Regions from separate parts of the Mus musculus genome. Here region 2 is linked to region 1. The links are chromatin loops, found by intact Hi-C in ENCODE. Cell type or tissue: heart. All regions are shown on one strand. Each heading gives the region's core, and the rest is flanking DNA. Links, peaks and the distances in the headings are about the cores only. Region 1 has its middle 30 kb from the start of Bmp2. Region 2 holds the start of A430048G15Rik (a long non-coding RNA gene).

Evidence for each region. Peaks named below come from ENCODE experiments on the same cell type or tissue, not always from the same donor. Only the 100,000 strongest peaks of a DNase experiment are listed, where the experiment ranks them.
Region 2: it touches region 1 in a loop (2.0-fold over the local background); 2 of 42 quality-filtered maps call a loop at or near these places.

The regions. Positions count from the first base shown.
Region 1 is chr2:133,520,528-133,523,450 of GRCm38, reverse strand. No RefSeq gene overlaps it. Among named protein-coding and RNA genes, the nearest start is that of Bmp2, 30 kb to the left of the region's middle. In heart, for the core only: no CTCF peak of the experiment used is centred there; a DNase peak (open chromatin) is centred at 1,150.
Region 2 is chr2:133,430,000-133,432,922 of GRCm38, reverse strand. A430048G15Rik (a long non-coding RNA gene) reads right to left here and starts at 826. Exons shown (of 4, transcript XR_001783619.1): 1 at 718-826. In heart, for the core only: a CTCF peak has its summit at 1,678 (motif pointing left); a DNase peak (open chromatin) is centred at 1,962; H3K27ac peaks cover 1,432 bases.

The DNA of each region.
Region 1 (2,923 bases), core at 178-2,677:
ACTCCTAAATTTTGGGGTGGTTTGCTGTATAATCTGATTGTAGAAAAGGCTGATGAATAGGAATATTTACTATATAAGACAGCTAAGAACATACACACATATGCATACACATATACACACATGTGCATTTATATATATATACACACACATACACATGCTTTTCAAGCTACTCTAATACACATCTATTCTGGGCACATCCTACCATGGGTCAGTTTCTAATTTATAAAAACACTTTTTGTTTGTTGGATGAGCTTTAAGACATTTAATTTTACTTTAAGTATATGAATGTTTTGCCTGTATGTATCTATATGCAGTGTGTGGGTCCCTGGTGTCCTTTTATTTTAAGATAAAAGTCACCACATCCTTAAAACAATATCACTCATAAATTTTAGCACTCAATGGATTTTATTTATTTATTAATAATTTATTCTTATTTTATGAACATTGGTGATTTTGACAGCATGCATATTTGTGTGAGGGTGTCTGATCCCCTGGGACAGGAGCTACAGACAGTTGTGAGCTGCCTGGGTCCTCTGGAAGTGCAGCCAGTGTTCTCAACTGCTGAGCCATCTCTCCAGTCCCTGGATTTTATTATTGCAGTTGTGACCCTCTATAGACAGTGACAAACATGATGAAAGTAGACCTAAGGATAACCAAAATTGAGAGAACCAAGAAAATTGACAGGACACAAAACATCCCAATGACCTGGTGGGGTGGGGAGGAGATTCCTTTAAGAATCGGATGTTTAAACTGAAGACTCAGAGAAAGTGATAGAAAGCACTTAATTGCTGCAGAAATGGTCTCCCTGATTTAATTACACATCAGGGAAACAAGCCCAAAGGCAAATGTCTGTTCTTTTGGTAAAAAAAATAAATTTTATGTAGTAACTGTATGAGATTATTTATGGTAGACAAAGTACAGTCTTAGACAAACCAAGAATTCATTAAAGAGAAAATACATTTAGCATAAGCGACTCAGAAATTTTCAGATTAAATGAAACACACCAATCAGAAAGAATCAGTGCAAGACTTTCTCAGCTCCCCACCCCTGCCCCTGGCCATGCACCCCTCCAATGTTCCCTTTTCTCCTATTCTGAATGCATCAGTGGCCCAGAAATTCTGGCAGCCCTCCTAGGCCAGCTGCTGCTTCTGACCTGGACATTCCCAGCCTTCTACAAGGTCACGGGACATGCTGTATCCTGGGATTCCTCTTGTGGAAGATGGGAAGGGCTTAAAACTTCATGTTCCACATTGTCCCCATGACTCCATCAGGCAGTCTCTGTCTGATGGGTCCAGTTTACAAACACAGGCTTTGACTTCAAGTCTGTTGTCATAGTTTGGTGAATCTGAATGCCAAAGTTATAGATCCAGTCCTTAAGCTCTATGAGTGATTGAACAGCCCATGTGATAAATATTAGTATTCTAATTTTCTACAGGACAGTAAAGACAGGATCCTTCGATGAGAATCCCTGAGATAGCACAGAATGAGTTAAATGGCATCGTCTTATACTCCAGAAGTCGAGAAGTGAGGAATAAACACATAGGTTTCTCAACTGTTCCAAGCATTCTCTCCAGCTTTCCAGATCCTAGACCCCTCTCCATGCTCAGGGTCCTACTGGGTCTGTGTTTGTGCTGTCCTACTGGCCCACTGGTCTCAGCATCTTTTGGAGAGTTTCTTATTCACCTACAAGTACCCTGGGCATCTTTAGACTGTGGGCACACAGTGAGTTTCTAGTCACTTATTCTTGGCTGTGCCTCATTGGGGCCTGATTACAATCCTGTTTGGCACATGAGCTGTCAACAGAGATAGAAGCGGGGAACTCACATATCCTATCCATCACCTCTTCCCTTTTCTTATTTATATGAAGAAGAGATTGAAGCATATGGCTAGATAGTTAAGTGAGAAGGAATTAAATACAACAAAAAGCAATGAAGGGGAGAGAGAGAGAGAGAGAGAGAGAGGGAGAGAGAGAGGTCAAAAGAAGCAGGAACTTGGAACTTCTGGCACAGATTCAAACCTAGAAACCCACAGAGGTTTGCCCATCACTAATGACCACATAATATGTTTCCAGGGGAGGGGCTGAAGGCAGCTATTAAAATACCACATCTCTGGTGCTCTACGGGAGACGCTCTTTCTGAGACACGGCTGCTGTCTGTTTTCCCTTGGGAGTTAAAATTACAAAACGAGTGAAGATTGGATTTGCCAGGGAAAATGTTGGGAAAAGCATCTAGGGATCTTTCTTTTCCCAGCCCAGCGTTTAGAAAAGGCATGTTGTATATTTTCAACATGGTGATGGGCCAGCTTGTTAAGTGTACTGGTTGGCTTGTTGAGTGACTGGCAGGGAGCCTCAGGGAACGGAAACTAAGTCATTTGTGGAGTATGAAGTGGGCAAAGTAGCCATAACTAGGCTTTTGTGATATCTTCCATCAAAACAATTACTTCTAAAGGTATTGGCAACTATTTCCTTCTAGGCAGATATGGCTCGCTGCTGGAGTGCTTGGGAGTCTTTTGACATTTTGGCTGGTCCCTGTGGCAGATTAGATACCTTAATTTGACCATGTCCTATAGATTTCTATAGACAAGATCAGCAAAGTAACTTTAAAAGTAGGTTTATAAAGATGTAATTTAACACACTTCACCTTCTTAAAGTGAGTCGCACAGAATCGGGACAAAGTATATACTGACAAATACTACTGAAATCAATACAGAATATTTTGATCACCCCGAAGTAGTCTCTTTAAAACTAGGATAGTCCTCCTGCCCATGAAACCACTCACTCACATTTGTCCTCAATGTTGGATTTCCTATTCTAGAAAGCCAGACAGATGGAACCATGAGCTTTGGACTCTTCCATATTAGATCTCCTTGGTTTAGCATACTTTGTTTCAGCTTTGTTTTTACCATGGCATATCAATGGGCTTTC
Region 2 (2,923 bases), core at 182-2,681, 91 kb after region 1:
TTTATCGAGATAAGTGGGGTTGAGATGGTAACATTTTAAAGATGATTTTACCATGTAGCTAGGGGAGAGAACCATTGATCAAGGTAGGAAGTCCGATCATTATAAAAAGGAACCAGGCCAGATCTTCCAAAGTCCAAGAAAGGAAACCCCCATTCTAACCTTTTCCTGAACAACACCCCAACTTAGATACTTTTGAAGGACAGCCTTGCCTCCAGCTCGGGAGGACTTATCTGATCTCCACTTCTAGCGTCTCTACACATTTAAACCCTCCTGCTGATGAAAGCGTGAACTGGGCTCGGTTTAATAACGGGGTTTTCCCATTGGCTGTGTTCCCAGTCAGAATCCCCACCCTTCTCTAAGCTCCTCCCCTTCTTCAGACTGTCTATCTAGGACAGTTTAAAATCTTCTTTCCTGCCAGTAATCTATCCAATTACATCACAGGGCTACCATACCTAGTCTTATAAAAATAAGTTTAAGAGAGAGTTCTTCTTGAACCAGAAAGGAGAGCACTGACACGCCCCATGGCCTAGTTTGGGAAGGAACCTTTATCTGCATAACAGTGGCTTCCAAATGAGTATCCCCACCCCCTTGCTGAGCCTTCCATTTTGGCTGAGCAGGTACTCATCAGGAAACCAAACCTCGTCCTCCCAGATGGCAAAGGCAGTGCTTTCGAAGTAGGCCAAAGAATCTGGAGCTTGTCTAACCAGAAATTCTTACCCACTCCCAAAAAAATGCATATCCTGTTCATCCGAACGATAATTAGCACCTGCTTCCACCACTGAGCTCCTGTGGGATTTGGCAAGGCGTTCTGGCGGTGCAGTTTCTCTCGCCGGTCTCAGGCTCTGCTGCCTCATGAACCCGGTTAGTCACATGGCATGCCACCTAATCTAGACAGGGTGTTGCTGGACTTCAGTGGGACTGCCCCAACAAAATCATTAGGAACTCGTAGAGACATGAAGACAGAACACACGGAGAGAGGCACTCCAGGTCCTTTGGCTGCTCCAGACTCAGACACCCTCAAGATGGATTCCAGCAATGCTGGGTTATTGAAACTCAGAGAAAGGCCAGAAATGACCTAAGCCAAATGCTGTTAATACTTGAGGACTCACTGCCTGTTTCAAATTTATAGAAAGCAAGAGACCTTCCTCCCAGAGCACTGTGAGGACACAGCTTTTCGTATACCTTCAGGAGACTAGATCAAGAACTAACTGGCTCCCTGAACACGAATCCTGATACACACACTCCCCTTGGCTCACACATACTTACTCTATTTATATGGTCCAGGGAAGCCTGAGAGTCTCTAAAGAATGTAGATTCTTAATTCTAGTCCCAGGAGATTCCTCCAAGACCAGTGATTTCTGGTCCTTCCTTAGATACTTAGGAATTGACCTGATACTTTCCGGGGCCATTGATCTTCATACAAGGCCTGCTGGGTGTCATCTGCCTTCCTGCCTTCTGTCTACAAGCCATCTTTTATATATATATATATATATAATTATAAATATATAATATATATATAATTATATATATATATAATGGTAAATCATTTTCTCTTGACTGTGTAGCCTAGAAATAATGACTGGATCTATCAAAAATATTCCCAAGCATAGAAACAAGTGGGTGGAGAGCCTTAAGAGAACCATGTCTTCACCAGAGCGACACCTGGTGGAGAATTGCATTAAATTCGACCCAAACGAAGGCAACACCAGTTAAAAAGGAATATTTACTCTTTCCTCTATTTTTGAAATCAGGAAAGCAATTTTATCTAGATTTTTTTTGACACAAATATTCTCTTAAACATCACCAGATAAAATGTGATTCAAAGGTAAAGTGATTACTTGGAAAAAAACTCAAGTTTTTATTTCCTAGTTCTTCATACAAAATGTCCTCTAATTCTCTCGTATAGCCACAGAACACTCTCACAGCAATTACATGTTTCCAGTGAACTCAACTGCAGCTGCATTTGGCAGATAAGAAGAGCTTGTGTTAGTGGGGTTAGTGCAGCAAGCAATGGAATCCTGCTTCTATCTAGAGGCTGGAGAATCCCAGGGGACATAGTTTAATTGCTCTCCTCTGGGCAGAGATAGCTGGAGGCAGTGACTTTCTGTTGCTAGATGACTTTAACACTTCACTCAAACTTCCTGTCTTGAGTTCCTCTCCTTAAATAGGGAAGATTCATCTTCTCTGAAAGGCTCCTGTTGAGAAGCAACTGAATAATTGGTTTAGTTTTGTGACCCTTTTGCCCAATAGTATGATACAGGCTTTTGCTGGTAGAATTGTCATGGTTCCTAAAAGAGCTGAAATAATCTCTACATATTTCCAAAGGCATCAGTTGTTGTCTAGTCTAAACTACACACAGCAAGCAATCTGCTGGCCAGGCTTGCTCTACAAACTTGATAGATTTACTTATTTATTTATTCATTTATTTATATATTATACATTTCGGTGGGAATGACTTGGTGGTCACACTATAACTCCACTGATTTTAACATGATATATAAAGTTAGCATAATATTGAGATTTAGAGAAACCAAATATTAGCGACAAGGAGACTCAAGTTTGAACGGCTCGTGCACGTGTGGTGATTAGGGGGAAACTGGTAGGAACTGGTTCTTTCCTGCCATCTTATACACTCCTGGGATCCAACTTAGGTAGTCACGTTTGGTAGATGGTAGTACCTTTCAACAAACCATCTGGTCTCGCAAGCCCAAAGAAAGTGTTTCATGATTTTTGTTTCCTATGTAATTAGTTTGCTGGATTATTGAACCCATAGTTTCATGCATGCTGGGCAAGCACTATACCACTAAACTGTATCCCTAGTACTTTAATTCAGGTTTCATTTCTTATTAATCATTTTAATAGGGCTGATAACTTTAAAACACTGGGTGCCATGTCTCACACTCATCTGAAAGAACCAAACTTG